Linked DNA regions of Homo sapiens: region 1 is linked to region 2. The links are chromatin loops, found by intact Hi-C in ENCODE. Cell type or tissue: heart left ventricle. All regions are shown on one strand. Links, peaks and the distances in the headings refer to the core of each region. The heading gives the core; the rest is flanking DNA.

What was found. Hi-C counts contacts between places; a loop is a spot of excess contacts. Peaks named below come from ENCODE experiments on the same cell type or tissue, not always from the same donor. Only the 100,000 strongest peaks of a DNase experiment are listed, where the experiment ranks them.
Region 1: a loop joins it to region 2, with 3 times the contacts of the local background. A loop is called at or near these places in 86 of 110 quality-filtered maps.

Annotation. Positions count from the first base shown.
Region 1 is chr2:47,177,592-47,190,159 of GRCh38, forward strand. No RefSeq gene overlaps it. Among named protein-coding and RNA genes, the nearest start is that of CALM2, 7.4 kb to the left of the region's middle. In heart left ventricle, for the core only: no CTCF peak of the experiment used is centred there; no DNase peak of the experiment used is centred there.
Region 2 is chr2:47,266,485-47,279,052 of GRCh38, forward strand. All of the region lies in intron 3 of EPCAM-DT (EPCAM divergent transcript), which reads right to left. Among named protein-coding and RNA genes, the nearest start is that of BCYRN1, 63 kb to the right of the region's middle. RefSeq lists a silencer at 5,980-6,159 and enhancers at 7,719-8,219, 8,220-8,720. In heart left ventricle, for the core only: a CTCF peak has its summit at 6,075 (motif pointing left); a DNase peak (open chromatin) is centred at 5,957; H3K4me3 peaks cover 1,042 bases; H3K27ac peaks cover 4,804 bases.

The sequences.
Region 1 (12,568 bases), core at 1,589-9,588, 89 kb before region 2:
TATAATATGCCTTCCCCTTCATAGGAAATTTGCCCTTTTGGATTTCTAACTCCACAGATTTAAATGAATATTTTAAAAACCACATAAAAACTAACTGCTTGGTCCCATCCAAAATAAACAAAGGCGTACATACCTGAAATATTTAACAGGTGGATAGTGAACACCTACTGTGTAAACTCGGTTTGATTATAATTGTAACTATAGAAGGGCTTACGAGATGCAGAGGTGAGGACCTTAGTCCTCTATAAGAGGTTCCAAAAAGGGTTCCTAGAGAAGGTAACTCCTAAATTGTCTAATGTTATAAAATGGGCTAGGAAAAAGCAGGGAGGAAAGAAGGGAGCAAGTTCTGGGTGAAGTAAGTAACAGCAAAGGCCCGGAGGTGTGTAATTGCGTGGTATGATGGAGGAGTTGCAAGGGGATAGGCATTACTAAAGCCCAAAGTAGACAGCCAGCCTCGTTAGGCAGAGAGGACGCTGGGAAATTAAAGAGGAATAAGGTTTAAATCTCAAAAGGCAGTTCCTTAAGAAGATTGTTGGTAGAATCCAGCTCAGAAAAAAAAAAAAAAAGAAATCATCACAGGCCATATCAAGGTCTGAGAATTTTCCAGTAAAAAGCACAAGCATGTAGACCCTTAAAACCCAGTGAACAGCATTTTTTGCAAGCCAAGGTGAAATCTTGCCTACTGAAGACAGCTCCCTAGAGAACATTGCCCTGCCCAGCAAGACCATTTCTGATGCTAACAGCTACCTGCATCCACTTGGAAGGCTTCAGTGGAATTTAACCTCCTTTAGCCAAGTTAGACATTTTCTCACACCATCAAAAATCTTTTCTTTGCCAGGCCAGAGGTGGGTCCTCTTTCTTTCAGTCATGCAAACCAGGCATTAAATGCTCTTCCAATTAGCATTGGCAACCCTGTGACCTTCTTTTCAGATGAATGACCAGTCAGTGCAAACTCAGGACCCTGTGCTTCTATTGTCCTCGCTAATGTGGTGACGTAATGATGGTGGGGGGAAAGGAGATTTAATTAACTTTATCCTGTGAATGGAATACCATCGAGACAGAATGTTACTTAAAAGCGGACACCTCTGCTTCAGAATCTGAGCTGAAAACGGAGCCCTAAGGCCTCCGTTTCATTACTCTGCATTCTGGTAGCTTCCAGGTCTTTCCAAGGTATTCCTCAGAAATTTGTCTCTGATTACTCCTCAAATCCTCAGATGGAAGAGCCATCAATGATCTTTTCTTTCAACTTAGTCACTAAAAATACTCTCTTTACACAGTACCCCATTAGTATGCAGTGATTTTACTGCATGAAATTTTTAATGATGGGAAATTGAATGACAAAATGAATAATCACCTCCTCTAGAAAATGAATTTTTAAAAAGATGGATGTCTAGCATATAACAAGTGCATCGTTAAGTCTGAAATACAGGTGCATGCTCAGAGATGTATGTATCCATCTCTGGAGTTTAAAGCCTCCAGGAGCTTTTAAACAAATATTTAGGTGTGAAATATGTTTGTTAAAACAGATACATAAAAGTCCTCCCAGGTTTCTTAGGTTGGATTTCCGTAAAGCCTCTCTTGCAGAACTTTCCTTGCTGACCTCTCTTAGAAGAGAAAGAAAATGAGAAAAAAGTCAAGAGTTACATTTAAAGCCATTGTGGTTTATGTGTATTTGAGACTGTTTCAAGTCAATTTATTTATAGAGCATTTGTCTTCCACAACATGACATACAGTGCTGCCTGACTTTGGCAATTGCCACTGAGAAGGTTGGTGATGACCAACATGCCAAGGCCAAGAAGGTGGTTGTCCTTGAATTTTCCTGTCCTGACTGGTAAAACCTTACAGCTCTCTGCCTTTGCCCATGTTGGGAAAGTGAGAATGTACTTCCTCTCCACACCTCTTCCTCAATTTGCAGGTCAGAGATAACACAAGCCCTATCCTTTGACACTTCCTTCCCATAGCTTCCCTCCTCCAGCCATCTGTGCTAATGACCAAGGTGAAGGGCAAAGGGACAATCACAGTAGCTTTTTTTTTTTTTAAGACAGGGTCTCATCGTCACCCAGGCTGGAGTACAGTGGCGTAATCATAGCTTGCTATAGCCGCACTCTTGGGCTCAAGTTATCCTCCCGCCTCAGCTTCCTAAGTAGCTGGAACTGCAGGCACAAACCGCTGCGCCCAGCTAATTTTTTTTTTTTTTTTTTTTTTTTTGAGACAGAGTCTCGCTCTGTCACCCAGGCTGGAGTGCAGTGGCACAATCTTAGCTCACTGCAAGCTCTGCCTCCTGGGTTCACACCATTCTCCTGCCTCAGCCTCCCGAGTAGCTGGGACTACAGGTGCCCACCACCACACCCGGCTAATTTTTTGTATGTTTTAGTAGAGACAGGGTTTCACCATGTTAGCCAGGATGGTCTCGATCTCCTGACCTCGTGATCTGCCCACCTCGGCCTCCCAAAGTGCGCCCAGCTAATTTTTAAAATTTTTTGTAGAGACAGAATCTTGCTTTGTTTCCCAGGATGGTCTTAAACTCCTGGCTTCAAGAGGTCCTCTCTCCTCAGCCTCCCAAACTTCTGGGATTAGAGGCATAAACCACTGTGTCTGGCCCCCAGTAGCATTCTTGATTTTAAGGCCTATGTGTTTCTCAACAGATAAAAGAAATAAATCCTAAATATCCTAAGGCATTGAATTATGTATTGAATCAACTTCTATGCATCTAGAATGGTACTAGTTATGTACCAGCCTTGAGAGAATAGTACTGAAATCAATTTCTTGTTCTGTGGTTCAGATAAAGAGCCCTGGTTCAGAAAGTTAAACTATCCTTCCTCCAAGATTATGGGAAAAAACGGAGCTGGGTCAGGAATCCAGCCAGGTCATGTTTTGCTGAGATGGGAGTTGAAGAGTACAGAGAAGGAAATGAATCCCCCAGATACCTTGAATGGGTTTCTGCTCACATACACACAGGAAAAATTGGGTGCCTTCAGCTTTGATATTAACAATCATTTATTTGCTCACTCAAAAAATTTCAGATGTCAGTTTAAGGGTGATCAATCTCCTGGATTTGCCTAGGACTGGAGGTTTTCCTGGAATGCTAGACTTTCAGTGCTAAAACCAGACAGTTCCAAGCAAACCAGGGTGGTTGGTGGGTCACTCTGGAAACCATGACCACTCATTCTATAAATACCAGTAGCCTATGAGGTGCTAGAAAGGTGCTGTGCTAAAGATGAACGTGGGAGACCATGGAAGCACATGGTGACAAGCTAATGGGTAAGTAGGGAGCTTCCTAGAGAATGTGATCTGTAGAAGTTTGGGCAAAGGTGGAGAAAGAGAAAAGAAACACAAAGGAACAGAGACATCATCATTACCATCTCCATTGTCAACATCATCCTCAGGTCCACTCTCCACACTACACCTACTCCACAGGCCCTGGAAGCAGGCTCTGGGCTGTTTGAACAAGGAATTCTGTGGTCCTGGGGACCTGGTATAGTCTAGAAGGGGTAGGAGTGTGTGGGCTCTGCGTGAGGAAGTCCCCTTGGCCTGTGTGTGGAGTACACCTGGAGGAAGGACAGAACAGAGTCCTCTAAAAGGAGGCTAAGGGAGCTTCTCTCTTACCCAAGTCTATAGACAGTGCTGAAAATGCCTGCTGGCAACACCTCCTAGAGGCCCTCAGGCATCACATCCAAAACTGAACACATGATCTTTTCACCCAGACATCCTCTCCTCTATTCTGGTCTCATTAAAAAGTGCCTCCCTCACTCTGTCACCAAAGCTACACTGAACCACTCCCAGGTATCTGGATGTGCTGTGCACTTTCCCACTCCCACATCTTTGCGTGTGCTGCTCCCTCTGCCTAGAAAGTCTTTTCCTCCTTTTCCACTGCCTGCTGAACATCTGCTTATACTTGACCCAAGCATCACATCCCCTGTGATGTCTTCCTATCTCCACCAGTGCCTCTCCTTGTGACTCAAAGTGAAATAATCATTATCTCTCAAAATATCCTTAAAGCTTGATGGTACTATTTTCTTACAGGTTGGTTGCCCCAACTAGGCTGAGCTCCTTGAGGGACCTTATTTATGTCTGTACCCTTACCACCTGGCATGATGCTGGGACATAGCTAATGCTAAATACATTTTGTTGAATGGATAGGTAGATGAATGAACGAAAATATTATCATTTTGTACATGCCTTTTTCACATGGCTTTTAATATTCAGATAGTGTTTACAAAGCATATGTTGTCTTAAAAATAATGAAAAAATTTTTTTTATCAGAGAAAGTAGCCAGCAGGGCAATTCTAATCTTCTTATGGAAGTTACTATTTAAATCAATTTGAAAATGGTAAATACGCTGGGCACGGTGGCTCATGCCTGTAATCCCAGCACTTTGGGAGGCCGAGTCCGGTGGATCATGAGATCAGGAGTTCGAGACCAGCCTGGCCAAGATGATGAAACCTCGTCTCTACCAAAAATACAAAAATTAGCCAAGTGTGGTGGTGCACGCCTGTAGCCCCAGCTACTCGGGAGGCTGAGGCAGAGATTTGCTTGAACCCGGGCAGTGGAGGTTGCAGTGAGCTGAGTTTGTGCCACTGCACTCCAGTCTGGTCAACAGAGTTAGACTCTATCTCAAAAAAAAAAAAAAAAAAAAGAAAGAAAATGCTAAATACATACTTGTTCAAATATAGCTTTCATCTTCTTTGGGTTTTTGTATTGTACAATAATTCTGTATACAATTTTTAAATTGTGGTTTTTCTCATCTTATTTAGAGAATTTATGGTTCAGACCATATTAGCTTCATGAAATTATGAATTAAAGCAATTAACCACCAAGTAATTAAGCTGTAAAAATGTTGTGCTTTCACTCTGAATGGTTTCCAGAAACAAGGTGATTGATATTTTGGTGTATTGTTGGCAGCATGGAAGGCTATATGGAGGTGTGAATTTTTGCAAAGGTACCTCAAAGTGTAACTTCATTTTCTTCATATTGGCTTGCTTTTTTAGTATCTTTTGGCAAGTTTGACAGGTAGAAATTGGGATGCCCATTCTCAAGGCTGGGAATTTGGCGTTGCTGAGGACCTCTCTGTCCTTTTTCACGCTGTCTTCCATTCCCGTTTAACTAGCTAGTCAGTATTTCTAGGCTCTGCTTGTGGAACTTGGCATAAATCATTGTCTGCTTTGAAAGATTTTTTGGATGTTCCAAATAAACTACCTACCCATCTTCTTTCTCTTCTCCATATTTCAATATTCTTTGTTCTGTGCTCAGGATCACATTATCTATTTTATCTTCCATGGAACTCTTGGTAACAATGTCAGTTTGGAAGCTCATCTGCCATTTTTGCTCTCTGTTTGAGATGCACTGACCTCTCTTCTGAAGGGAAATCAGGAACCAGGGACCAGACAGTCCGAGAAGGCAGCTGTCACCTTGATGAGGGCATGGGATCAGATGAGTACCCTGTTAAGGCTGGATTGGAAGGGTATGGATTAATTCCTGAACACTGTAAATCCCTCATGTTATTCGTTTTTATTTTTGATGCTCTGAAATCACGTCAATACAAGAAAGAGAGTATATTTGCTGGGGAATTTTCCCCTCTTGTGGCTTCAGAATATCTGCAGAGAGCCTTTCCTGGAAGGGAAGAGCTTAGTTTCCCCTCTGTATGAGGAAATAGGAGTCACTTAGGGAATATATCTTTCTTCTTTACAATAACAGGATTGATTAGGAATGAAAGAGCTTATGTTTTGCCAGGAGTAAGTTTTTTTCTTTTTTTTAGATGGGGTTTCACCATATTGGCCAGGCTGGTATTGAGCTCCTGACCTCAAGTGATCCGTCCGTCTTGGCCTCCCAAAGTGCTGGGATTACAGGTGTGAGCCACTGCACCAGGCCAGGGGTAAGTTTTTAATTTTTTTTATTTTTTTTGAGACACAGTTTCACTCTGTTGCCCAGGCTAGAGTGCAGTGGCACAATCTTGGCTCACTGCAACCTCTGCCTTCTGTGTTCAAGCAATTCTCATGCCTCAGCCTCCCAAGTAGCTGGGATTACAGGCACACGCCACCATGCCCGGCTAATTTTTGTATTATTAGTAGTGATGGGATTTCGCCATGTTGGCCAGGTTGGACCCAAACTCCTGACCTCAAGTAATCTGCCTGCCTTGGCCTCCCAAAGTGCTGGGATTACAGGCATGAGCCTTTGCGCCTGGCCAAGGGATAAGCTTTTTAATGACCAAATATTTCCTTAGAAATTTCATTTTCAATTTAATTTGAAAGATTTCAAATGTACAAAAAGTTGAAAAATAGTATCTTAACCACTCATATACTATCCACCTAGGTTCAGCAATGGCTGATGTTTGTTACATTTGCTTTACTTTCTCTGTCTCTGTCTCTTCCTTTCTCTATACACACATACACATACACACCACATACAGACATGCAGATTTTTTTGAAGTGAATCATTTTAAAGTTGTAGACATCATACATCAGCACCAAATTCCAGCATATTTCTCCTAAGAACAAGGATATTCTCCTGTAAAACCACAACACCGTTATCAAACTGTTTAAAAAATTGCGTATCAGCCGGGCACGGCGGCTCATGCCTGTAATCCCAGCACTTTGGGAGGCCAAGGCGGATGGATCACTTGAGCCCAGGAGTTTAAGACCAGCCTGGGCAACATGGTGAAACCCCATCTCTACTAAAAATACAAAAATTAGCTAGGCATGGTGGTGTGTGCCTGTATTTTCAGCTACTTAGGAGGCTGAGATGGGAAGATCACCTGAGCCTAGGAGGCAGAGGTTGCAGTGAGCTGTGATCGCACCACTGCACTGCAGCCTAGGCAACACAGTGAGACCCTGTCTCAAAAAAATAAATAAATTCCACATCATCTTAGATCTCATCTATATTTAGGTTTCCCCATTTGTTCCCCAAATGCTTTTATAGCTGTTTTATTTTCTCTAACTCAGATCCAACAAGAGCCATACTTTGCAAAGTTATATCTCTTTAGACTTTTTATTTATTTATTTATTTAAGAGACAGCCTTGCTCTGTTGCTCAGGCTGGAGTGCGATGTGGCATGAGCCAAGCTTACTGTAGCCTCGAACTCCTGGGCTCAAGTGACTTTCCTGCCTCAGCCTCCCAAGTAGGTGGGTCTACAGGCATATGCCACCACACCTAGCTAATAGACTCTTTTTTTGTTTTTTTTTGAGACGGAGTCTTGCTTTGTCACCCAGGCTGGAGCACAGTGGTGTGATCTCAGCTCACTGCACACTCCACCTTCCGGGTTCATGCCATTCTCCTGCCTCAGCCTCCCCAGCAGCTGGGACTACAGGCGCATGCCACCACGCCCAGCTAATTTTTTTGTATTTTTAGTAGAGACGGGGTTTCACTGTGTTAGCCGGGATGGTCTCGATCTCCTGACCTCGTGATCTGCCCACCTTGGCCTCCCAAAGTGCTGGGATTACAGGCATGAGCCACCGCACCAGGCAACTCATTTTTTTGAGATGGAGTCTCTCTCTGTCATCCAGGCTGAAGCGCAGTGGCATGATCTCCGGTCACTGTAACCTCCACCTTCCAGGTTCAAGCAATTCTCCCGCCTCAGCCTCCCGAGTAGCTGGGATTACAGGCATCCACCATGACGCCCAGCTTATTTTTGTATTTTTAGTAAAGATGGGGTTTCACCATGTTGGCCAGGCTGGTCTTGAACTCCTGATCTCAAGTGATCCACTCACCTCAGCCTCCCAAAGTGCTGAGATAACAGGCATGAGTCACCACGCCCCACCTAGACTCTTAATTCCTTTAATCTAGATCAGTTCTCCCACCTTTGCTTGTTTATTCATGACACTGATATTTTTGAAGACTCAGGACAGTTTTCTTTTAAAATGTTTACATTTTAGATTTGTCTGATTGTTTCCTCATAGTGTCATTTAACTTGTACCTCTACCTCTGCATTTCCTATAAATTACAATTTAGTCTAAAGGCTTGACAAGATTAAGCTTGAAGACTTTTGGCAAAAATACTTCGCAGGTAATATTTGTGTATTTCACACTGCATAATCTCAAGAGCATCTAATAGCAATTGTTCCACTATTAGTGATGATATATTTGATCACTTAGTTATGATGACATTTACCAGACATCACCATTGTAAAGCTACATTTCCCGCTTTAATTAAGTCATCTTATAAAGTCATCTGTGGGGCAAAGCTCTGTCTTTGTGTGAATATTCTGTTTCCCCAAATCTTTACCTAGTGATTTTATCACCCATTGATGATCCTTGTCTAAATCAATAATTACATTGTAGGTTGAAAAATTATGGGTTTTCTATTCTGTAATCCCTTCTGCATGTACTAGCTAGCATTCTTTTTGTAACGAAGTACTTTCTTTTCCCTTTCTCTCTTGTTGTAAGCATTACTATTGACTGGCAGAATTTTTTTTTCTAATTCAGTGTATTATAATCAGTTACATTCACATTAATTTTTGGTGCTCAAGTTGTCTCATATTTGGCCAGTATGGACTATTCAAGCCGCTCCTGTGTCCTTTTATCTTTTTGATATTTCTCCATCCATTTTTGGGTACTTTCTTGCTTTCTGGCACAAAATGTTCCAGACTCACCTTGTACTTTCTCTGCTTGGACCCAGGATCAGCATTTTATTCAAGGATCCTCAGAGACTTTTAATGCATCCTTTTTTTTTTTCATTCTAAACTTTAAAAAAGTCACCATTTTATATATTTTGCACTCATCCTGTCCATAAACACTTCAATGGCTCTCCCTAGGCCTTCAGAAACATTTCCTCTCAATACAGCCTTTATCCTGAACCCTTGCTCTCAGCACTCAATTCTTCATGCCATCTCTGTGTAGCTCCTTCAGTTCTTCCCCAAGGTGTCATATTTGGGGGTGTAAAAAGTGAGCACTGGATCAAACTGGAATATGGATAATATCATAAAGCCCACTGGGAAGCGGCAGGTGAAAGGTTGAGATGGGCAGGGCCTGGACAAAAGAAAAGCATGGACCCTCAGCCAGCAGGATGCAATTATAACTGCCTTTGGCAGAGAGACCACATCTTCCCACAGCCCCCACTCTGATCCTTACACTTGCTGCTGCTGCTGGTGTTGCTGCTGCTTTGTGCCGCCTTTCTGGGAGGCAGAGAAGCCTTGGAAAGAACAGGAGCTTTGCTTTATTCTAAGAGTTCAATACTTGGTCTCCTTAGGGAGACCCCAAGGTCAGGAGAGAAAAAGAGTGACAGCCATTGCCCCAGTTCCCCATTCCAATATTCATACAAACCCATTAGACTATTATTTGGACTGTTTGTACCCATGTTAATTTTCTCTTGTGTTCAAGTTTCTTTATTTGAATATATTTTGTCTTATATACAGCCATACCACCCTGAATGCACCCAATCTTGTCTGAATATATTTGGTCTAGGTTTACTGTGTCTCTTAGTAGTAAATAAAACTGGAATAATTTTACTTGCCAGTGATTCTTAGTTAACTTTATCGTATTAAAACTTTTAGTTGTGACCAAAAGCTCTCCTTCAGCAGCGTCCTTCTGTGTCAAGTGAAGTTATCTCCAGCAAGCCCTGCGTTCTGTTTCCCCTCCCCAGCAAGCACCTCATGGGCTGTGCTCTCTTCTGTCTCCGAGTCACTTGACATTGTATAGGGGACCCCTTGTTGCACAGGGACTACTCAGGAAGTAGGGATTTGCATCCACATCACCACCAACTAGCTCTGTCATCTGGAATAAGCCCCGCATAGCCTCTCTGGGCCTCAGATGGCAAGTCTGTCACATGATCTCTTGATTTAAAGGAGATTAGTAAAGTCCCTTTGGATAGTAAGAACCAGCATAATATTAACTTTTCTTGCTGTCACTTAACAATATGAATTGGTTTTGTTTAAGAACCAGGTGCTCGTTGGATTAAATTTAGAAAATTGGCCTGCCTGTGATCTTTCTCTTTCTGCCTCTCTCTCTCTCTCTCACCCTCACTAAAAGCAGCACATGCACGCTGCTAGGAATCCTTTCCCTCAAGTTATAGATCGTTTCAGTGGGAAGAGATTTCAGAGGTCATTTAGTGCAACCCTCTAATGAGGAAATTAAGACCCTAAAGTTGGGGTGATTTGCCCAAGATCCTGCATAGTTGGAGAAAGAGTCAGATCTAGAACCCATTTCCCTGGCTCCAAGCTGGTCTCCTATATCATATGAATGACTGACTCCCATTGCTACCCTCTTTAAAATTCTGCTGATTCTCTAACCCAGCCATAGCAACTGCGGTAACCCCCATCTTCCACCCTTATCACCTCTTCGTGTGTGTTTTTATTATTTTGTTGTTGTTGTTGTTTCTTGAGACAGGGTCTTACTCCAGTTGCCCAGGCTGGAGTACAATGGCATAATCTTGGATCTTGGTTCACTGTATCCTTGACCTCCTGGGCTCAGATGATTCTCCCACCTCAGCCTCCTGAGTAGCTGGGACTACAGGAGTGCAATACCACATCCGGCTAATTTTTTGTATTTGTAGTAGAGACGGGGTTTCGCCATGTTGTACAGACTGATCTCAAACTTCTGGTCTCTCTGCCAAAGGCAGTTATAATTGCATGCTGCTGGCTGAGGGTCCATGCTTTTCTTTTGTCCGGGCCCTGACCATCTCAACCTTTCACCTGCCGCTCAAACTTCTGGGTTCAAGCGATCTGCCTCTGCCTCCTAAAATGCTGGGATTACAGGCGTGAGCCACCATGCCCAGGCTGTGTGCATTTTTAATCACTTCTCATTATGCTAATAGTAACTAACTTTTTCAAACACTGTATCCACTATGTTGTTGGAACTGTGCTAAGCATTTTACATTTAGTGTCACATTGAATCCCCATGTGACTTATAGGGGCAGTTCTGCAACCATTCAAGTTTACAGATGGAGTAGCTAAGGCAAAAAGGATTTACATAATTTGCCCAATGTCACACAGCTAGTAGGCCTCAGATTTCTAACTAATTTCTGCCTGAATCCCAGACTCAAACAGTGTGCTTTTCTGCTTGGGAGTACTTGTTTTCTCATTCACTCATTCATTAATCACAGGTTCTTCAGTACCTGCTAGTGCCCAACACTGAAGTAGGCACTAGGAGAACAAAGAAACAAATAGAGGCCAGGTGTGGTGGCTCACACCTGTATTCCCAGCACTTTGGGAGGCTGAGGCAGGTGGATCACTTGAGGTCAGGAATTCGAAATTCTTTCTGATGTCTAAAACTTTTATGACTAAAAACTTTCCGAAGGCAAGATTTAAACCTGTGGTTTGTAGGCCAGGCGCAGTGGCTCACGTCTGTAATCCCGCCACTTCGGGAGGCTGAGGCGGGTGGATCACCTGAGGTCAGGAGTTCGAGACCAGCATGGCCAACGTGGTGAAATGCTCTCTCTACTAAAAATACAAAAAATTAGCCAGGCATGGTGGCCCGTGCCTGTAATCCCAGCTACTCGGGAGACTGAGGCAGGAGAATCGCTTGAACCCAGGAGGCAGAGGTTGCAGTGAGCCGAGATCGTGCCACTGCACTCCAGCCTGGACAACAGAGTGAGACTTTGTCTCAAAAAAAAAAAAAAAAAAAAAAAAAAATCTGTGGTTTCTAGAATATAATGGGCTGCAGACAGAAATAATTCTTGTCAGACAGAAAATAGAGATTGGAGTTGAGAAAGCAGGTTTACTGCTGAGAGGCAAACTAAAGTATGGGTTCATATGGAATTTGCAGATCCCACTAAAATTGTGTTAACAAACAATCAGCAATAAGAAAAGTTGAATACCTACTATATACTAGGTACCATGATGGGCACCTGGAAGATAGAAAGACAAGGAAGACAACCAGAACATTCAGCCCAGTAAGAAGTAAAGCAAGGTTGGGGTGCGTATAATATCTTATTGTGGATGTGATCACAAGTGGCTGAGCTTTAGGATTGTCTGAAGCATCTTGGAAAAGAGAATTATTTTCCATTGGGAGGTAGAAAATGACAAAATGAGATATTCTAGGAGTTTAAGAAGAGGAGACATAGTTTAGGGTTTGAAGTGAGGACATGAAAGTAGGCCTGGTGGCCCTCCAGTCTTTTCTTCCTCCTCTACGTCAAGGGGCAGGTTCCCTTAAGATTGGAGTTTGATTTACTTTAATTGTACTAGTGTAGACCAACTCATTCCTGAGGCTGCTACACACTTATGAGTGAATCATTTAACTATTTTTATTTCATTGCTAGACTTTGGAATTTATTGAGTCAACTTAAAATCTTAAAAACAATACATTTGGTCAGTTTGGCCTGTGGCCCAGTTTAGTTTGAACAGAGATATCCACATCTCTTCATTGGAGACTGCTTCACAGTTATTGAATTATGGAGTGAACATAATACTGTCATTAACAGTACAAAATCATTTCTTCCAATAATGATGTTGGCTAATGACTTCCTCTCCACTAGAACTTTGTATCCTTCATTCTGAAGTTTTATGATGCAGTAAAATAAAAGAAACAGTAACAACAACAAATGGAGTTTCCTGAAGAGAGGTAGAATCTTAATTCTTCAGACAGTTAGCTTTTGTAGCTCTTTAGACATTAGTTTTAATACATTAAAATATGCCAACTAGC
Region 2 (12,568 bases), core at 1,959-9,958:
CCGAGGTGGATGGATCTCTTGAGCCCAGGAGTTCAAGACCAGCCTGGGCAACATGATGAAACCCTGTCTCTACGAAAAAAATATTTAAAAAGTTAGCCAGGCAACGTGGCACATACCTGTAGTCCCAGCTACTTGGGTGGCTGAGGTGGGAGAATCACCTGAGCCCAGGAGGTCGAGGCTACAGTAAGCCATGATCATATCACTGTATTCCAGCCTAGGCGACACAGTGAGACCCTGTCTCAAAACAAAAAACAACAAAGTAGGGGGAAAGAAGAAAAATGTCTATACTGCTGGAAGGCTTTGTCCTGGTGCTCAGCCCTCGGGGCTCACCTGTGTAGATGGGGTCTGAGGATGGGAGGGACTAACACCTCTAGCAGGAATTTTCTCTGGAAGAGTCAGATCCCCCAGGAGAATGTGGGGCTGACCAGAATGTGTGTCAAAGGAGAGAGTTCCTGGAGGACTCACAGGTAACTTTTTACCTAGGGGTTTAAAATATTCCCCATTTTGCAGCTAGAGAAGCTGAGGTTCAGATACGTTAAGTAACTTCCAGGTTCCTTCCAAGCATCATGCAGGTAGTATTTGACAAGATTTAAATTTGAAAGTTCTTCCGATCCCATTTCCCTGGCTCTTCCCACCTGTTACATACTGCAGCAGTAAAGTTGCGATAATGTGTGCTGATGTTATTTTGCATTAAATGAGATAGTCCTGTTGAAAGCTGCAGCCCCGGGTATGCAGTTAATGCTCTACAGATGTCATCTATTATTATTATTATTATTATTATTATGCCCTACTCATTAGTTCATATATTTTATGACCACGTTGTAAGCACCTTAAGGGCAGGGGTCATTCCTCTCCACAAGGCTGGGCATAGAGTAGCTGCCTGACATAACCAGTTACTAAATAGCATTATTTTACAATACTCATAAAATAGAAGCAGAATTGCTCCCTTTAAGGCAGGGCTTTGTACTTTGTGGAGAAAGCAAGTCTGGCTGTGACTTCAATGGGAAGCTCTCCAGTGGCTTGGAACCCTGGTGGTCAACAAGAATGACACACCAGGGAAAAGAGCAGTAACCACACAACAGAACTCCCAGGGTCCAGGCCCTGACCACTGACGCCAGGCGACCATTGTAACAGCCCTGCCCACAGGGCCTGCAATCTAATAGGCTCAGCCTAGCCGAGGTGGGTGCAGCCTAGGAGAGAATCTGGACCCATCTCCTGGCTCCACAGCCTGCAGCTCGGGCCTAGGTGGTGCAGGAGGTGACTTGAATCAGAAACAGCCTCCAGGGTTACTGGATCACTTTTCTCACCTGCCCCACCTGGAAACAATGCAGGAAAGGGGACTTAGGAGGCTTTCAGTCTCTGGCTTTGCCCTTTACTAGTGCTGAGCCTCAGTTCCTTCATCCACAAAATGGGATAATAGTTCCTTTTCCATGGGATAGTAGCAATTAAATAAAATATAACATGGAAAATACGTAACACTGGTACCTAACTCATTGTAAGCGTTCTTAGAAGAAAATCAGTTGTCTCTAGGTCGCAATCCGCCTGAAGGTGGGGATTATATCTGATTCATGCCTGAATAAATGAATTCATGCCTAAATACCTGGACTCCTTCTGCTAATGCTTCATCTCTTCTGCTAAGCCTTGCCTGTTTTAGGCCTTGCTAGAAAATATCTAGAAGGGTTAACACCATGTTTTTTCCCCTCCTTCCAGGAGGGCCTGGGGACAACATGATAGCCTGAGTACCTGGAGAGAGAAAGGGGGTCACTTTCATAATGAAGACAAATTCGTGGTGTCACCAGCTCCTCCCTGGCATGCATGCAACCCTTATTTTGGACCTTCTCATTGCCCCAGGATGCTTGAACCCACTGGGGGCTATGAGGATTTGAGAGAGGCCAAGTTTCCCTTAGGGGTGGAGTGATGTATTCCCATTAGAATAAAGGAGTGAATGATTTAAAGGAGGGGTTAGAATTTGGACATTAAGGATAGAATTTGTGGCGCGGGCACGGTGGCTCACGCCTGTAATCCCAGCACTTTGGGAGGCAGAGGCGGGCGGATCAAGAGGCCAGAGTTTGAGACCAGCCTGGCCAACATAGTAAAACCCCATCTCCAATAAGAATACAAAAATTAGCAGGGCATGATGGTGCCTGTAAGCCCAGCTACTCAGGAGGCTGAGGCAGGAGAATTGCTTGAACCTGGGAGGCGGAGGTTGCACTGAGCTGAGATCGCGCCACTGCACTCCAGCCTGGGCGACAGAGCAAGACTCCATCTCAGAAAAAAATAAAAATAAAAAAAAGAATTTGCAGGAGTTCTAGAACAGTATGGGCAACATAGTAAGACACTGTCTCTACAAAATAAATAAATAAAAAATAAATAAATAAATAAATAAATAAATAAATAAATAAATAAATAATCTGGGCATGGTAGCACATAGCTGTAGTCCCAGCTACTTGGGAAACTGAGACAGGAGAATCCCTTGAACCCAGGAGGTCAAGGCTGCAATGAGGTATGATGGCACCACTGCACTGTAGACTGTGTGAAGCAAAACCCTGTCTCTAAGAAAAAAAAAAATGCAGGGCACGGTGGCTCACAGCTGTAATCCTAGCACTTTGGAGGCCAGGGCAGGCAGATGGCTTGAGTCCAAGAGTTTGAGACCAGCCTGGGCAACATGGCAAAACCCTCTCTCTATTTATATTTTTATAAAATAATAAATAAATAAATAAATAAATAAGTAAAGTTTGGAAGTCAATTGGAGTTAGGATTTGGTAATTAGTTATCATTTAATTTCTGAGTGAGAGCCAAAGAGCTGCCAGTGGCTAGATATGATGAAGGCCATCACTTTGGTCTGAAATTTAAAGTGTTCTGTTCCAGAGGCCTGCCTCCTTCACTATGTGGAGCCAGAGATTCCTCCCCTCTGACTGATTCCTGCTGAGAGAGCAGGTTGAGTATCTACCACATACCAGGTGTAAAGTCTGGCATACAGGGTCCAAAGGTGTCAAGAACATAGCCCTCTACAACGAAACTGGGGAGGCCAGGCCTAAGCCTAGGCCTGACATAGCCCAGTGACTATGGGGGAAATCATAAATCTCCTAGCCTTAGCTTTCCTGGCTGGTATATGACCCAATGCCTCATGGGGCTGTTTGAAAAGCCCCAAATGATCACGGAAGGAAAGAACTTTAAAGGGAACCTGCTCTTTGGCAGAGCAAACTGTTCCAAAGGGAACTACAGGCAGGGTTTGGCACCCTGCCCTCAGAGAAGGCTGGTATCCATCCTCCTTTCCTCCATGAAACTCCAAGCTTTCTTGCCCTTGCCACGCCCACCCCATCTTTCCCAAGACCATTTCCAGCAGGGACTCATGCCTCTTAACAGGAACTGACAAAGAAGTGACACACCCCTAAAGCTTTCCGGGCTTCTGGTGTCCCCCACCACCCCCACCACACACACTCCAGCCAGCCCTGGGCTGCAGTGTGACCAATCTCATGAGTCACTTGGATAAAGTGAGGACTCAACAAATATTTATCAAATGAATGAATGAATGAATGAGGCAACGGGTGAGTGAGTGTCTCCATGAATGGGCAGCCACTCCCTCTGAGAATGAGACTGCTTCTTCATTCAGGATGCTGAGTGCTCCCACAGGAAGTCACTCCAGATTTTTCTGATGAGTGCTCCATGGGGGAGACACATTCCCTGTTTTTTCTCAAGCCCCATGTGTTTTATTTTCTCCAGAACTCCATTGTGGGGGCTGTGTCCTACACTCCTTTGGGACCTTATGTACTAGACTTTATACCTGGTATGTAGTCGGTGCTCAATAAATGTATGATGAATGGAAGGGGGAAAGAAAAAGATTAGTAAGACTTGGACCCTACCTTCCAAATTATTACAATTTAGCTAGAGAGAAAAGGCAGGTACAAAAGTACCATAGGACAAAGCCCAGTAGGATAATTGGTACCAAAAAAAAAGGGGTCAAGGAGTGAATGCCACATTCAGAGCTGGGAAAACTCATTATGGGCTGAAAAAGTCAGGAAATGCTTCCTGAAGGGACTGAATGGGATTCTCTTCCTGAAGCCTGGCCTTGAAGGAAGAGAAAGATTTGGAGGCAAGTCAAGGGAGGTGTTCTTGATAGGGAAAAAGGGGATGGGCAGCTCGCCAGAGGAAGGCCGGTTGAAATTATGTTACTTTGAGTCGATTTAGTGGAGCAATGGAAGAGTCCAGCACGTATTGTAAGATAGTGTCAGGGAGGAAATATAATTTTCCCTGTACCCTTCTGAGTCCTTAGCTGGGACCCCTGTAACAGAAGACAGATTAACAAGGAGAAACAAACAGGGCTGGGTGCGGTGGCTCACGCCTGTAATCCCAGCACTTTGGGAGGCCAAGGTGGGTGGATCACCTGAGGTCAGGAGTTTGAGATCAGCCTGGCCAACATGGTGAAACCCCATCTCTACTAAAAATACAAAAATTAGCCAGGTGTGGTGGCGGGTGCCTGTAGTCCCAGCTATTCAGGAGGCTGAGGCACGAGAATTGCTTGAACCTGGGAGGCGGAGGTTGCAGTGAGCAGAGATCGTGCCACTGCACTCTAGCCTGGGCAACAAGAGTGCGACTCATTCTCAAAAAAAAAAGAAAAAGAAAAAAACACAGAAGTTTACTAATATGTAAACATGGGAGACACTCAGGGAAAATGAGAAAACCTTGAAGAGATGACTTAGAACTCTTATATAGCATCTTCAACAAAAAACAATGCAATTTTAGAGAAGTGACAAGACAAAAGCAATGGACCTTGAGTCCCTAGGGGTGGCAATTGTGGAAAGACAAATAACTGAACAAAATAATGGTAGATAAAGGCTAGTTAGCAAAGCTTTTTATGCAGATTCCTCTGGTGCTGTCTCCAGGCTGATAGAGGTCTAAGGCCGTCTTCTGTGATCAACCTTTGTCCTTCCTGATTGAGAGGGAAGGAGGGACACCCTTGTAAATTTATATCCGGCTTTTAGGCAAATAGGGGGAGGGCAGAGAGTTTTTCATGTTTCTGCTTCTTCTCAACTGCCTTCAGCTCAAAATAATCCTTGTGCCCAAGTGGCATATTTTAGGGCCGTGTATTCGGCTACCCTTCATAGGGTGGGGCAAGACCATGCAGAACATTGAAAGCTAGGATAAGAGATTTGGATCAAGTACTAGCAAGGGCATTGGAACAGTGGCAGAAGTGAAAGGGAACGTGTGAGGTGTGGGAAGATGGAGGGAGAGGGCTCCAGGTAAGTATCATAGCAACAGGAGCATGGCAAAGCCTGCTGGTCCCCTGGGACCCATCAGGGCTGGCCAGAGCTGGGTCTTAGGCAAACAGACAAACAGATCCCTAGATCACTTTCCATTTCTTTTTCTTTTCTTTCTTTTCTTTTTTTTTTTTTAAGCAACGGGGACTGGCTATGTTGCCCAGGCTGGTCTCCAACTCGCAGCCTCAAGCAATGCCACCATGGGCTACCGTGCCTGGACTACTCTCCATTTCTTTCTTTCATTCATACAAATAATGATTGGCTCTATCACCAGCCAGAGCCTGCAGAAGTAAACAGGGCAGATGCCTTCCCACATTCCCCAGGGGCCCTGGACTCTACTCTAGGCCCCCATCCCAGCGCCCAGGCCTAAGGCTTGAGGCTACCGAGGCCTAAGGCAATGGCTGGGGGTGAAATCAGCTATGGCTTCTCATTTGCAGCTTCCCTGTACAAAACCGCTAATCTTCACTCCCGGGTTCCGGGCCCACGTCCTCCAGACCATGCCCCTCACCCCCGGCCACCACCCTCCCCGACTGACCACACCTGGAAGGGAAGGAAGGGTGGGGGTGGCCTGCAGAGGGTGTGGCGAGATCTGGACGGCCTGGGGGCGGGGGACTAAGTTGACCGGAAATGGGGCTAGGCCGCGGCCAGGGACGGCAGCAGATGATGGTTGAGGAGTGGCCTAGGAAGGCCTCCCTGACGGCGCCCACACACGCCCCGCGGCACCGCGAACACGGCTGACAGGGCAGTTGGGCAGCGAGGTAGTCGGGAAAGAGCAGGGGGAGCCCAGCGGCTCCGTTGCGCCCTCTGTCGGCCGCCAGCCTCCATTGCACGCGGCGCCGCCCACCTGCGCACTGGGACCCCGGCCCTGGGCCGACCAGGAACCCCTTGCGCCCGCGCCAGCTCGAGCCCTGTTGCACCTGTCGTGGTCACCGCAAGCCTCTCTGGGAGAAGGCAGGTGGGAATGGGAGCCTTTTTTGTAATGGGAATAGAAGCATTCTCGGAAGTCTCCTCCCCAAGGGCACTTAGGAGCCAGCATTACCCAGTGCCTGCAATTCCACCGTTAGACATTCCCTTCTTTGGAGGGGTGGAGAGGCGATGTCTTCAACTCTTATTGGTTATTACGGTAAGGATTTACCAAATGTGCCTAGGAGAGAGCCTGGAGGGGGTGAGTAGTCTAAATCATTCATTCTGTCCCTGAGCCAGGCTTTCATTAGCACTCATTTGCCAAGGCCGTTCTGAAGGTGACCCAGCACCAACAGCCATGCTGTCCAACTGCCAGGGTCGCGAAAGGCTGGTTTCTCTTGCGGTGATTTGCCTTTTATTAATCACCGGATAGCTGAGCCTTCCTCTTCCAGGAAGTCTGCCTTGACTTTTGGGGGTAAACTCCTGTTACAAGCCAGGGTTCTCTGTTTATTTCCCACGAGATTTGCCTGGTATCACCAGAGTCCAGGCTCGTTCAGTGCCCGGGTCAGAAAGCCCCCATCAGCTGGGACACTTCTCTAAGGGAAAAGGAGAAGGGGAACATAGAGTTAAGGGAGCAGACTCGCCCATTTCCTGCCGTCAAGGTCAAGGACACACTCCCCAAGGGCTGGTTGCCTTGGCCTCACATTACTGATGACCTTGATGACCTTGTGAACACCCACCATCTGTTTCCAGAGAGTATCCAGGAGGTCCCATAAGATTGTGAATGCTCTAAAACTTAAGTTAGATGGTCTTCTCTGCTCAGATCCCTGCAATGGTTCCCCACGCCACTTGGAGTAAAAGCTGAGCCTTAGCCTGCATGGCCCTAAGCACTTGGAGCTAAGCTCCTATCGCTGTTCTTGCCACTCACTTCCCTATGGCCATATCGGCCCCATGCTGTTCTTTAAGCACACCAGACACACTCCCACCTCGGGGCTTTTACACTCACTGTTCCCTCTGCCTAGAAGGTCACTTCCCGACACCCCCATGACCCGCCTGCTCCCTCACCTTCCTCGGGCCTTTATTTAAATGCCACCATGGCCGAGCAGCCTGACTCACGCCTGTAATCCCAACACTTCAGGAGGCCAAGGCGGGAGGAGTGCTAGAGCCCGGGAGTTCAAGACCAGCTTGGGCAACATAGGGAGACCCCCATCTTGAAAAAAGAAAAAAGTAAATGCCACCTTATCAGAGAGGCTTTCTCTGACCATCCTGTCTAAAACAATACTCGCCATCATTCTTTGGGTGCTTAGCTCCCTTGATTTTCCACAAGCACCTGTCACTCTCTAACGTATTGGTTATTTTCGTTTATTTGTATGTCGTCTGCCTCCCCAGCGGGAATGTAAGCTCCACAAGAATGGAGAGCTTTATCAGTTTTGTTTACGGCCCAGCACCTAGAATACAGCCTGGCACATAGTCAGTGCTCAATAAATTTGTGAAATGACTGAATGATTGTGCCAGGCACTAAGCCAAGTACCAGGACAGGCCATGAATAATAAGCCTGGGCTCTTGCCCTTGAAGAACAGACTGGCGGACAGGCAAGTAATTACAAACCAGAGCGATGAGTGCTATGTCTAAATACAGATGTATATAAAGTACACATGAAGGCTCAAGGGAGAAAATAATTCACTCTGCCTGGAAGTAAGAGGAAAGAATGAGTATGATGTCATCGGGTAGGGAAGAAAGGGAAAAGGCATTCCAAGCAGAGAGAACAGTCAGAGCAAAGGCTCATAGAGATGTGAACGTATTTGACATGTTCAGAGGGTGGTAAGTCGACTTGCCTGGCTGGAGCACTGGATGTGGGGCAGGTATGGCAGGAGATAATTTGGAAAGAGAAGCTGCAGTCACATGATGAAGGGGCATGTTAGAACTATGACAACTGGCTCTCTAAATTTCAGATCTATGCCAGGCCAGCGGGGACATTGCAGGGCAAAGAACCTACTTCTAACCCCGGCAAAGGCACCGCAGGAGCAACCCTGTCCTCCTGCCTAGGGAAGGCCTGGGAATGTTGCGTGGCCTCCCCAAGTGGGCAGGCTGGGGTCAGAGCACCTGTGGCAGCAGCCTGGTGGTTCTGCTTGCCTTCCTGTTGCTGATTTAAACAGGGCCCTCAATAAGGACCCTACCCAGCTCCATAGGGCCTGAAAGAGTCCCCAGTCACATGTCCACAGCCTTGATCACAAAGAATCTGTTTCAAAATGTCCTTATTTTGCAATCTGACTCAAAAGGATGGGGAGTGGAAAAATTACAGACAGCAGCCACCAAGGGACCTTGGCTTAATATAACTGGTGACCTGGGAAACGACAGAGGCAGAAAATAATTTCCCTTTCGGACTGAGGGATGGAGAGGGCCTCTCATAGCTGACTCAAAATAAAGACTTTCCTTCAAGCAGAGAGAGAGTATTTGTATTTGTATATAGGATTCTTTCTTTTTCTTTTTCTTTTTCTTTTTTTTTTTTTAACAGAGTCTTGCTCTGTCACCCAGGCTGGAGTGCAGTGGTGTGATCTTGGCTCGCTGCAGCCTCTGCCTCTCCAGTTCAAGCAATTATCATGCCTCAGCCTTCAGAGTAGCTGGGACTACAGGCTCAGGACAACATGCCTGGCTAATTGTATTTTTACTTGGAGACAGGGTTTCACCATGTTGGCCAGGCTGGTCTCGAACTCCTGGCCTCAAGTGATCCACCCACCTCAGCCTCCCAAAGTGCTGGGATTACAGGCTTGCACCACTGTGTCCGCCCTATATATAAGATTCTTTTCTCTGCCTCCCACTTTTGTTATTTTGCTCTTTCCCTCCCCTCCACTCTTCCCGCAGCCTATCTCTGCCTCTCAATCCTTCTTTTCGGTTTTCTTTTATTTTCTCCTTTCCCACTTCTCCTTCCACCTGCCAAGTTCCACTCGTCTCCTCCTTCCCTTTCCCTCTCTGTTCCTTCAACTTAAGCACAAGACCCATATTTAAAACTGTTAAAGGATATTTTTTAAAAGGTAAAATTATAATTCTTATGCAAATATAAAATAAGGCCGGGCACAGTGGCTCACACCTGAATCCCAGCACTTTGGGAGGCAGGGGCAGGAGGATTGCTTGAGCCCAGGAGTTCAAGACCAGCCTAGGAAACCTGACAAAACCCTGTCTCCACAAAAAATACAAAAATTATCCAGGCATGGTGGCGTGTACCTGTAGTCCCAGCTACTTGGGAGGCTGAGGTGGGAGGATTGATTGAGCCTGTGAAGTCGAGGCTGCAGTGAGCTGTGATCATGCCACTGCACTCCAACCTGGGTGACAGAGTGAGACCCTGTTTCAAAAAAATTTTTTTTAAATATTTTAAAAATAAAAAATAAAAACAAATATAAAATGAGCATGTCAGTGACTTCAATTCAATTGATTAATTAATGAGGGAACTGGTAAGATATTACAACCAGTTCACAGGAAAATCCAAGAAACAGACACATATATAGGCAATCAGGGATGTTAAAGGGAATTTACTAATAGATGCAAAACCGGCCTCTTCATTTGCATTTCTATGAACAGGAATCTTGTGTTTAAGCATCAGCTTACCATAAGTTAACTTACGTCTCTACAGAGATGCCACATCATTGAAGACAATAAAAGGCACAGATTCCTGTAGAATCAGACAACCTAGGAAGGGTCTTCTACTCTAGACAATGCCTGACATTGTTGAAAGGACACCCAGGAAGCATTGCCCATTTCAAAGTCGTTCACAATTTTTGTTGACAAGATCTTAGAAGGGACTATGGGAGCTGGTTAATATTTTTTCTCTTTTCTTCTTCTTCTCCTTTTTTTTTTTTTTTTCTTAACAAGGTCTCACTCTGTCATCCAGGCTGGAGTGCAGTGGTGCAATTATGGTTCACTGCAGCCTCAACCTCCCAGGCCAAGAGATGCCCCCAACCCCCTCTTCCAACCTCGGTCTCCCCAGTAGCTGGAACTACAGGTACGTGCCACCACGCTTGGCTAATTTTTTTATTTTTTTGTAGAGATGGGGTTTTGTCATATTGCCCAGGCTGACCTCAAACTCCTGGGGTCAAGCAATCCTCCCACCTTGGCCTCCCAAAGTACTGGGATTACAGGCATGAGCCACCACCCAGCCAATAGAGCTGGTAACTTTTTTCAAGTCTCCAAACAGGTCTCTGTCTGGAGGTAGAAATGGATTCTAGCTCAGAGGCTTAGTTCTGGGGCAGGAATGGGGTTGAAAACAATGATTGCCTGGCTGTGATCAAAGCTGAGGGTGATGAGGCAGGTGACCATTGGCCAATACCCCATAAACCCTCATTCTTGTCATCTTACCATCATCTTCTGGCCTTGGAGACGCAGAGAAGCTCAGGGCAAGGTTGAGAGCAATCTACCCCACATGTGCCCAGGGAGGTGGAAGCAGCCCTGGGTATGGAGATGGACATGATCCCTCCTTAGACTATCCCTGGCAGGTGGCTGTCCCCAGGTGACAGCTTTCAGGACCACCGCACCAGGCTTTCATGCCCATTTTCTGAAGCCTGTGACAGCCCTCATTCTCTGCTGCTCAGATCCTGCATGCACCCTGCTGTCCATTCCCAGGCCTCACACAAGTCCTCCTTTATTACCTCTCCCCAGATTTGGCATTTCAGGATCTCTGCAGTTACCTGAAGAGAAACCATACAGATTTCTAAGGTACATGTTCTGACAAGATATGTGAGCTTGGAAGTATGAAGCAATCTGTGAGAGTTTCCTGAACTGTGCAGGTTATTGAGTGCTGAGCCCTGAGTGAGATGCTTGGCAGATGCTGGGGTGGGGTAAGGGAGGATAACATTGGCAAAGAAGATGTGATCCCTGCTCTCAGGGCATTTACAGTCTGGTTTGGGAGGCCAAATACCCAGGAGACCCCAGCAGCTAGTGGTCATGCTCAATGCATGGCGGGGGGATGAGGATGGGGGACATTCTGACCACAGGACCAGCTCTGGAGTAGGCCAGGGAGACCATCCATCATGGGCAAAGTGCCCACATAATCCCTTATCTCCATAAAAGAAAGGGCAGCTACCTTCCTTACCTGAGCAGGTGTCTTGAATTTCACCTCCCCATAGATAGGGCTGCGGGCTGGACCTTAGCTCGTGCCCCCTGCCTCTTCATTCCCACCCTTGCAGAAGAGAGAACTCTTCAGCCTCCAGGTAGAAACCCCAAGCGGGTAATCAAAAGATTAAAAGATTTCTAAGATGCAAAGGCTGAGCAGGTGATGGAATGTGCTCCACCAAACAAGGGGCCTTGGGGTAGGGCTTAGGACCAAGTCACGGACACCCAGGTTTGGTTCTTCTGGTTACTCTGGTAGTTGTGTGACTCAGGACAAATCATTTCCCAGCTCATCCAACAGGGAAGTTGGACTCCCTGATTTCTTTGTTTCTTCTGTCTTTTATATTTTCTAGTGTGGCAAAATACATATAATATAAATGTGAGTGTTAATTTTATCTATCAACTTGCCTGGGCTACAGGGTACCCAGATATTTGGTAAAACACTATTCTGGATGTGTCTGTGAGAGTGTTTCTGGAGAAGATTAACATTCGAATCAGTAGACTGAGTAAAGCAGATTGCCTGCCCTAATGTGGTCTCATCCAATTCCTTGAAGCCTAAATAGAACACAAAAAGGCTGTTTAGGGGAAAATTTGCTCTGCCTGATAGTCCTCAAGCTGAAACATCAATTTCTTCTACCTTTGGCCTCAGATTTAGACTGGAATTATGCCATCAGCACTCCTGGGTGTCCAGCTTGCTGAGCACAGATGGATTGGGACTTCTCAGCCTCCATAATCACATGAGACAATTTCTTTTTCTTTCTTTCTTTCTTTCTTTCTTTCTTTCTTTCTTTCTTTCTTTCTTTCTTTCTCTTTCTTTCCTTCTTTCTTTTTCTTTCTTTCTTTTCTTTTCTCTTTCTTTCTTTCTTTTTTTCTTTCCTTCCTTCCTTCCTTCTCTCTCTCTTTCTTTCTTTTTTTTTTTTTTTTTTGGAGTTTGTTGCCTAGGCTGGAGTGCAATCGCGTGATCTCAGCTCACCGCAACCTCTGCCTCCTGGGTTCAAACAATTCTCCTGCCTCAGCTTCCTGAGTAGCTGCGATTACAGGCATGCGCCACCATGCCTGGCTAATTTTGTGTTTTTAATATAGACGAGGTTTCTCCATGTTGGTCAGGTTGGTCTTGAACTCCTGACCTCAGGTGATCCGCCCGCCTCGGCCTCCCAAAGTGCTGGGATTACAGGCATGAGCCTCTGCACCTAGCTGCCAATTTCTTGTAGTAAATTTTATATATTTTTTTTTCTTGACAAGATCCTAGGAAAGTATAGGAAAGGGAGGTGGGAGCTAATTTTTACATGTGTCTCGTAGCTCCTATT